2 separate regions of the Homo sapiens genome follow, and region 2 is linked to region 1. The links are chromatin loops, found by intact Hi-C in ENCODE. Cell type or tissue: MCF 10A. All regions are shown on one strand. Region 1 overlaps LOC107987088 (a long non-coding RNA gene). Region 2 has its middle 230 kb from the start of AGTPBP1.

Region 1 (5,000 bases):
TCTTACTCCAAATGAAACCAGGAATGGAAATGGCAGTGAGTTGATTGAAAAGCATTTAGTTGAGACCTTCCAGGGTTCATAACACTGAACTGGGCACATACATATGAAAGGAGAGATTCAGTTCATTACAGGCATTAGAAATAAGCAGACAAAAATATATTCCAGAAACTCACCAAAATGAGACAGAAACTATATAAATGCCAAAAATATATTTTCTTCAAATCCTGAAAATAGATGTGTTGACTTTTCTTGGAAACAGTTATTTTAAACTGTTGGAAGACATACAAGTAAACCTAAAACTAATAAAGGGGCCTGTGTTAGAAATGAGCCCTCATAGCAAGCATTTTGGGGGGTTATTAAATTGTTCTGTGCTCCCAAATACTTTATTAAAGTATGTTATTAATTAAAACCAAAAGTGTACCACGAATTGGGCCAAAGAAAAACATCCAAATTCTCAACATGCACTTGAAAAGATTCGATCCCTCTGTGATCTGTGCCAGTTCTGATTCATGCCACGCCAGGATTCTCCTCACTTCCAGCTTACCTATGAACAGTTTGTTTACATGGTACCTGCCTTCCTTATAGGACAATGAGTGATGAGCCTTTAAGATAAAATGCTCATTCACATATTCATTTAATAAGTTACTACAAAAGACTAATTGTTGCCATGTAATCATTGCTACATATGCCTTAATGAACACATAGAACAGGTCCCAGCTCCTGTGAGCTTATACTGTGTATAATTGTGAAAGAAACCACGTGGACAAAGGGAGAGTCCTGTTCACACAGCATTCTAAGGATAGGACTCACCTCCCACCTGATCTGAGTATTTCAGAATCTCAATTGCAATTTTAGTTGGAGACTATCTGGTTCAGATTTATCCCTGTAACCTTATCCACAAGTGTCATTTAACTTTATTGTATTTTTATTGTCAGACATAATTCATTCATTCACAATGAGTCACAGCACGTATCCAGCATGGGGCAGAGTATCTTGGAGGGCAAACAAGCGATGCCCTGGCTGTTCCTAACGTGTCCTTTCAATAACCTGAGGACATTCTGATGCTCATTCCTTTGTTTGTAATGTGTTTTGCCTTTTCCCCCTTGATATATTTTTATTGTTGGTGCTTTGAAGTTTCACAATGATATCACTAAGTTTGAATCTTTTATTATTTATTAAGATAGATATTTGTTGGGCCTTTCTAGGAGGGGAATGCGTCTTTGAGGTCTTATAAATTTTTTGATATAACTTATTTAATAAATACTTCTGCTTCATTGGGTATTTCATTTTGTTCTTCTGGAATTTCTAATAGTCTGATATTAGATTTCCTAATGTATTTTCCTAATTTTTTAAAAAATATTTTCTCTCATATTTTTATATCATTGCCTTTGTTATATTTTCTTGAAGATTGGACTTTATTTTTCAAGACTTTCACTAAATTTTTAATTCAGTTTAATTTCATTTCAGAAATCATCTTATCTTGTTCTTTGTTTCTTCCTTCTGGTATCCTATTTTGTTTTATTAGCATATATAAGGGCAAGCTAGTTTGCAGGGACAAATAGACAAGGGACCAGGATTAAGACAAGGCAAATGAGACGGTCTCCTCTCATGCCAAATTTAAGGTGGCACCAAAAAGCTCAGCTATCAAGATAAATACTGTTCTTAATATCATATTTTTTAAAATCAAAATTAATGTAAAAATGCATGATGAACAAAATTTCAAAATTTTCAGTAAATGTAGCCCCAATAAAAGTGATGTGCCAAGCATTCTAGAAACAAAGTCAAAAGGAAACATCAGTATATTGATCCTGTCTTTATTTAAAATTGTGATATTTTGTTCAGCAGATGTCTTTTGAATGAATTCTTTAATGTTATATTAAGGTATTATTTATCATGGTTACTGAGTTTTTTGGCACCCTTTTACATTTAGGGCTGGAAATAAATGCCTCACTTGACTCATTGACTTCATCATAGTCCCATCCCTAAATGGACACAAATATATAATGACTCAGCAGCTGAAGCTTCTCTTTCACAAAGCAGTTGAACTAGAATATGATTCAGCCATAAAAAAGAAGGGAGTGCTGAGGCGACTCATGAATAAACCTTGAAAATATTACACTATAATAGACATAAAATTATGTGATTCCATTTATAGAGATATCTAGCATAGGCAAATCCATAGAGACAGAAAGTAGATTAGTGATTTCTGGGGACTAGGAAGAGGAAGAATGAAGAGTGACTGCTTAATGGGTACAGAGTTTCCTTTGGGGGTGATGAAAGTGTGCTAGAACTAGGTTGTGGTAATGGTTGCACAATACTGTGAATGCACTAATTGATAACAATGGTAAATTTTATGTTATTTGTATTTTGCCACAACAAAAAAATTGGAGAGATCAAAGGGAGCTAAGCAGAAGCAAGGTTTCTATCCTTCACTTTTAAGTGGTTAAACATTGATACTAGCAGATAAGGTACATATTCCTTTGTACATATTACTAAGGTACAAAACTACCTTGTCTTCTTTCTGTTTATACTAATTCCTTTATCAAAGGGTTGCTTGGCCACACTCTTTTTTTGTTCTTTGTATGGCTAGGCTGCAAACTTTACGTTCTGGTTTCCTTTAAATTATAAATTCCATCTTTAAGCATTACTCTCCTTTCTCATTTTATCATAAGCAGTTAAAAGAAGCCACACAGCTCCTTCAATATTTTGTTTAGAAATTTCTTTCAGCAGATATTCTACTTCATTGCTCTTAAGTTCTGCCTGACACAAAGCCCTCAAACCTGAACACAATTAAGCTAAGTTCTTTTCTACTTTATAACGTGGATGGCTTTGTTCCAATTTCCAATATCTTGTCCCTCATTTCCATTTAAGAATTCACGCAAATGGCCTTTACTGTCCATTTTTCCACAAACATTCTGGTCATGAACACTTAGTAATGCCTAAGAAGATTCCGGCCCTCCTTACACCTCTTGTTCTCCTTCTGAGTCATCACCAGAATCACCCTTAATGCTCCATGTATGGCAATCTAGGCATTTTATAGCTTGCTCCTCAAAATTCTTCCAGCTTCTACCAATTACTCAGTTTCAAAGCCACTTTCACATTTTCAGGTATTTGTTATAGCAACAGCCCCACTTATCTATGCCAATTTTTTGTCTTAGTTTATTTTATGCTGCTGTAACAGAGTATCACAGACGGGGTAATTTCTAATAAACAGAAATTTATTTCTCATGATTCTGGAGGCTGGGAAATCTAACACTGAGGAGCTGGCATCTGGGAGGGTCTTCTTGCAGCATCATCCCATGGTGGAAGGTGGAAAGGCAAGAGAGTGTTCACTCATGTGCATGAAGAGCGAGAGGAAGAGAAAGAGAAAGGAAGAAAAAGAGAGAGCAAGATGGAACTGAACTCGTTTTTATAAGAAACTCACTCTCAAGATAACATACCCACACTCATGATAATGACATTAATGAGGGCAGAGCCCTCAATACCTAATAACCTCTTTTTTTTTTTTCTTTTGAGACGGAGTCTTGCTCTGTTGCCAGGCTGGAGTGCAGTGGCATAATCTTGGCTCACTGCAACCTCTGCCTCCTGGATTCAAGTGATTCCCCTGCCTCAGCCTCCCGAGTAGCCGGGACTACAGGTGTGCACAACCACACCTGGCTAATTTTTTGTATTTTAGTAGAGACGGGGTTTCACCATGTTGGCCAGGATGGTCTCGGTCTTCTGATCTCGTGATCCACCTGCCTCAGCATCCCAAAGTGCTGGGATTACAGGCATGAGCCACTGCGCCCAGCCATCTAATCACCTCTTAAAGTTCCCACTCTCAATACTGTTGCATTGGAGATGAAGTTACCAACACACGAACTTTGAAGGGCACATTCAAACCATAGCAGCAACTTTATTCATAACAGCCGAAATCTGGAAACTACTCAAATGTTCTTCAGTTTGTGAATGGTTAAACAAAATGGCACATTCACATCATGAGGTACAAGTCAGCAATAAAAGGGAACAAACTCCTTTTATATTCAACAACTTGTATAAACCTCGTTTATAACAACTGAATAAACCTCAAGTTAGTGAAAGTAGCTGAATAAACCTCAAGTGAGTGAAAGTAGCTGATCTCAAATTTACATACTGTATGATTTTAATGATAACATTCTCAAAACAAAATTATAGAGGTGGAGAACAGATAAGTTAGCTACTAGAGGTTAAAGATAGTGTGAAGATGGGGGGAATAAAAAAGTAGTACAAAGAAGCTCTATGGTGCTTGTGCATTTTTTATCTTGATTGTGATGGTCCATACACGAATCTATACACATGATAAAATTAGGTAAACCTGCGTGCATGCTCACAGTAATGAATGCATATATAATTGACAAAACCTGAGTAAGCTCTGTGGATTTTTCCTGGTTTTATATTATGCTACACTTATGTGAGATGTTACCATTGGAGAAGGCTGAGTGAAAGGTTCAGTGAATCACTTGCACATTTCTGTGTATATATGAATCTATAACTATTTCAACATTTAAAAATATATTAAGACATAAGTAAATGGACAGGAAATGTATACCAGATACATGTGCCAAAAAGGTTGCCATAATATTAATATTGGAGAAGGTAGAATTTATGTCACAAAATTAAGACAAGGAAGAGAACTTCATTATGCTAAAGTGAGCATTTACAATATGCAATTATGATTGTGAACGTATATCCTCCAAATAACATAGATTCAGCATTTATTAATTTAAAAGACTTCAAAAGACACAAAGAGAAAAAGAAACGCATACTTAGTTTGAACTTTAATTCACTTTCCCAGTCGATGATGATCAATGACAAAAAAAAGCAAACCTTCAAAGGAACTAAATAATATAATTAATTTGTTATATTTAAAATTACATACTCTGAAAATAGAGAAAAAGCTGTTTTTCTAGTGCCCACAGTCCAGTCTTAAAAATTGACCTTAAAAATTGAGACAATAAAGAAAACATTGACATATTCTAAAA
Region 2 (5,000 bases), 400 kb after region 1:
CTCACCCATCTGCAGGAAAGAAATGTGGATCCTACCCCAAGCATAGAAATGGACAGATGCTTTTCCTTCTCAGTTGACCAATGTGTAGCCCTGTCCTTAAGGAAAGAAGCTTGCAGAGTTCTAATTCATAAGACTTTCAACATGATAAGTTCCAAGAATGAATCTATTACTTGCCAGCTTTGTGGCCTCGAGCAAATTACTGAAATCCTCTGAGCCTTAGTTTTCTTTTTTATTTTATTTTATTTTATTTTTATTTTTTTGGTTATTTTTTGAGACAGAGTCTCCCTCTGTTGCCCAGGCTGGAGTGCAGTGGCGTGATCATGGCTCACTGCAGCATACACCTCCTGGGCTCAAGCAGTCCTCCTGCCTCAGCCTCCCAAGTAGCTGGGAGGCACGCACCACCACGCCTGGCTAATTTTTGTATTTTTTGTAGAGATGGGGTTTTGCCATGTTGCCCAGGTTGGGCTCAAGCGATCCACCTGCCTCAGCCTCTCAAAGGGCTGGGATTACAGGTGTGAACCACCACACCCGGCCCAGTTGTCTTTTTTTAAAATAGGATAATAACCCCAACCTCACATGGTTAAAAGATACATATGAGGCCCTTACTATGGTGACTGGAGCATAGGATGAATGAGGGCTTTGAACAAATGAACAATGATCACACACGCAGCAAAGGAAGTCTCATTCGCTCACAGAACCCCTTGGGAATAGACCTATTTTCTCCCTTTTATCCTATCTCACTCAATTTACCCCCATGTATCTTCATATAAATTTCTTCCCCTTTCTATTCCATTGTCAAGGTAATAAAGAATAAGAAGGCATACTTGTAAATTGAACTTAGATTTACTTATTTTGAAATACAAAAATTGGCAGGACAATCCTATATTCCTGCTTTCTTTCTTACCTCAAACCAAAATCAGCCTTCATCTACAGAGCCAAATTTATATATGCCCCATAAACATATCTGTGTGCACCTGGTTTGCATAAGGAGGCAATGAAATAAAAATGTTTAAATACTGGGACTCAGTAGCTAACCACCAGGTTCAAGCCTTTGCTTTGCCATAAACACTGTGTAAGCTTCAGAGGCATGTGACCTGCATAGGTCTCAGTTTTCCCATCTGCAACAATAAGGGATTTGGACTCGATTCTCTTATGTCTGGCTGTATTATGGGATATATGATATGAGAAAAGGGTTGAGACAGAAGGATCTAAAGGATCTTTTTAGTTGGAGTCAATTCGCCATTGGGGAGTCAAAGCTGGCAGGCTCCCAGACATCAGAAACCAATTTTTAATCTGATTTATTTGTATGTCAGTTCTCCTCCTTACTGCTCTACCCACTAACCATGTATAATTCCCTACAAATTCACTCTCAGTCATCCTTCCAAAGAAAAGAAAGTTTTAAATAATCTGAAAAAAAGTCGCTGATTATCTGAACTAATTCATCCGTGGGCATCAGGTTTCTTTGCAACATACTCCAAGAATTGGGACTCTAAGGGGTAGTCATCTGTCTGCCATGGAGCCAATCTTACATGTGGCTAATGAATACATGTATGTGCATTTGGTTTCCATAAGGAAGTAGCAAAATAAATATTATTCCCACGGCATCCTAAAAGTCATTTATGGAAACTTCCAGAAACCACTGGAGTAGGCAGGGTTAGGCCCCAGTCACCAATCAGTAGGTCCAGGCCAAGAGTACCACTTACTCTTCAGAGCAGTATCAGTCCACAGACTGCCGCCCTGCCCAGTCATCCTTCCAGCAGGTCATGGCGGCAGGAGAGCCTTGCCAGAGTGGTGAGCAGCCTCATGGCCTTCCAGGGCTTCTGCTGCCCTCCCCGCTGTATGGCTCATCCTTCCTGCTGTATGGGACAGGCTGGAACCTGAACGCCAGCCTTAGGACTCAAGGCCCCACCCCCTCTAGTCACTGTTTCCAAGACTGCAGCTGCCTCCCTGCTGAGAGGCCAAGGCTAAAACTCCATGACCCTCTCTCCTCTCGGGCCTCCCTGCAGCCCCTGCCTGCTCCCATCAGCCTCCCACACTGCTCAGCGGTGAGCTCTGAATTACGTAAATGACCTGGTCACCCTGTTTAAAAATTCCTACGGGTCACTTGAAATTCAGTCTACAGCACCATGGCATTCAAAGACTCAGCCAGAGCTTCCCAGCATCATTTCTATGCCATAGATGCCTTCCCTGCCACACACACACACACAAACACACACACATATGCATACAACACACACAGTTATAAACATACACTCATACCGCATAAACACACGCAACACACAAACACAAAACCCACACATTAACATACTAAGTCACAAACTCATACACAATCACACACCCACTCATAAATACATATGACACAAACACGCAGTCACAAACTCATACACAAACATATATTCTTACACATATGCACAAAACACACAATCACAACACACACATAAACACAGATGTGAAAGAGACATTTGGCAAATGAACTTGAACCTGAACTTGAACCCAAGAAGAGGGGTTCCAGCCATCTCACCAGCATATAGAGCCTTTGAATTAACACACAAGTTGGGAAGAAACCAAGAACTAACAATATCCCTTGAGCCTCTGGATCAAGCCACACCTGAAGCTAGACTTACCCCATGGGCATTTCATTATGTAAGCCAATAAACTCCCTTCTTTATTGTGGTTCTTTTATTGAGGTTTAGCCAAGCTGGGTTTTCATCACTTGCCAACTAAAGATCCAGACTGAATAGACACCCAGGAATCAAGCACCTGACATTCGGAAACAACCTCAATTAGTCATACTCTGCCTCCAGGGCTCAGTTGAGTTTCTTTAAAAACTAAGGCTCGGGCCAGGCGCCGTGGCTCATGCCTGTAATCCCAGTACTTTGGGAGCCTGAGGCAGGCAGATCAAGAGGTCAGGAGTTCAATACCAGCCTGGCCAACATGGTGAAACCCTGTCTGTACTAAAAATACAAAAAATTAGCCAGGCATGGTGGCATGTGCCTGTAGTCCCAGCTACTTAGGAGGCTGAGGCAAGAGAACGGCTTGAACCCAGCAGGCGGAGGTTGCAGTGAGCTGATACAGTGCCACTGCACTCCAGCCTGACGACAGAGCGAGACTCTGTCTCAAAAAAACAAAACAAAACAAAAAAACCAGAACTGGATTTCACTTTTTAAGAAAAGGCATTTAGGCCAGGTAAGATGGCTCACACCTGTAATCCCAACACTTTGGGAGGCAGAGGCGAGTGGATCACCTGAGGTCAGGAGTTCGAGACCAGCCTGGCCAACATGGTGAAACCCTGTCTCTGCTAAAAATACAAAATTAGCTGGGTGTGGTGGCAGGCACCTGTAATCCCAGCTACTTCGGAGGCTGAGGCAGGAGAATCGCTTGAACCCAGGAGGCAAAGGTTGCAGTGAGCCGAGATCACACCATTGCACTCCAGCCTGGGCAACAAGAGTGAAACTCCATCTCAAAAAAAAAAAAAGAAAAAAAAGAAAAAAAATCATTGAACTATACACTTGAAATGGATGAAGTATATGATATGTAGAATATACCTGAATAAAGCCTCTTTCAGTTCTACAATTCACAAGCCTGTATTTTAAGACCGTTTTCTTTTGGCTTGACTGTCTCCTGCTTTAGTAAGCCAATCAGGTGAACCACATACATCTTCATCTGATGATTGCTGAAGGTTTTACAATAGAGATGCAGAAGCTTCAAACGCAGAGCTGAAACTGTAAATCCCACGAGACCTACCTAGAAAGCTTATTTTAAAAATTGGCAGTCTCCAGTTTTGACCCACCTGCAAGATGTTCATATTTCTGTATATCGGATTCTGATTTGATCAGAATTTTATCCTACTGTCTTCTGTCTTCTTCCAGAATCTCCTGGGGGCTGGGAGTGGGGCAGGGTGGAAAGAGAGTGAGACTCAGAACCATTCAAGGCAACCTCAGACAGAGACTCTATTAGTTTCTGCACTCCCCATCACCAAGCGCATAGTAGGAGCTCAATATGTGCAGGGCCGAACGGAAGCCAGGGCATTTGTGTCTCATTTGGGAAATAGGCATGGCCCAATGCCGAGCACCTCCAAGAGGAGCAGCTGGCTAAACACAGCACCAGTGAGTCAAATTTGCGTTTGCAGGGGGAAACAAACAATTAAAGCAGATCAAAGGCTTGATGTGATAATTAGAAACACGCTCATCGCTGTTCAGAAGCTGCCGAGGCTCTCCACGCTCCAAGATGGAGAAAAAGCAGCAGGCACCGTTTTAAATCCATCCTCACCCTCTACCAGCATCCCTTGGATTTGCTTTTATTTTTCTGCTGAGGGGGGTTGACGTTTCTGCTTGCCATATTTGCAACCAAAGGATCGGTCCTCTTTTTTTCTCAGTCTGTTGGCCTCCCTACATCCATTAAGACAACTCAAAGTCCATGTCCTCTGGGAAACTTCTCCTGGTCCCCCACAGCGATGCTCACAGTTAGTTGTTGGAGCACATTCTGCATTCTGCTTTGTTCTCATAGCTGGGGGTGAGCCTGCCTGCCTCCCAGCCAGACTGTCAGCTCCATGAGGGCAAAATGCAACTCGGCACATGCTCCTTTGCCTGTGTGCTGTGTGTTCCCCTCTTCATGGGGCCCTCAGCATGTCCTGCATTGCTGTCTTACACCTCCAGCCCCCACTAGCCCCTTGATTCACAGAGGAAAGAGAAACATTTGGTTCTAATATTCCCTCCACCTCTAAATTGTTTACCTGTGCCAGCTCTCGCCTCCTGTTTTGAGTGTGAAAACCCAATAAGGGAGGTAGATGGAGGTGTGGATTCCAGATTGGCCAGTTTGTGTTTTAAAAGCACACTCCCTGGAGGAGGCAACAAGGGAGGCAGGAGGCCCAGGCAGGGTGACTCAGGCATATTAGTGGGTTGTCCAGAACAAGGTGTGTACCACATAGGAATGCAGGGCAGATGTGAAAGCATCTAGTTTACAGAAAGGGGAAGTATGGTTAATACAGTAGATGCTGGCCA

Evidence for each region. A loop is a pair of places that touch in the nucleus more often than their neighbours do. Peaks named below come from ENCODE experiments on the same cell type or tissue, not always from the same donor. Only the 100,000 strongest peaks of a DNase experiment are listed, where the experiment ranks them.
Region 2: it touches region 1 in a loop (4-fold over the local background); 1 of 110 quality-filtered maps calls a loop at or near these places.

The regions. Positions count from the first base shown.
Region 1 is chr9:85,117,180-85,122,179 of GRCh38, forward strand. The region is part of intron 1 of LOC107987088 (a long non-coding RNA gene); the gene reads right to left. Among named protein-coding and RNA genes, the nearest start is that of NTRK2, 450 kb to the left of the region's middle. In MCF 10A, no CTCF peak of the experiment used is centred here; a DNase peak (open chromatin) is centred at 2,012.
Region 2 is chr9:85,512,540-85,517,539 of GRCh38, forward strand. No RefSeq gene overlaps it. Among named protein-coding and RNA genes, the nearest start is that of AGTPBP1, 230 kb to the right of the region's middle. In MCF 10A, no CTCF peak of the experiment used is centred here; DNase peaks (open chromatin) are centred at 1,872, 2,692 and 4,892.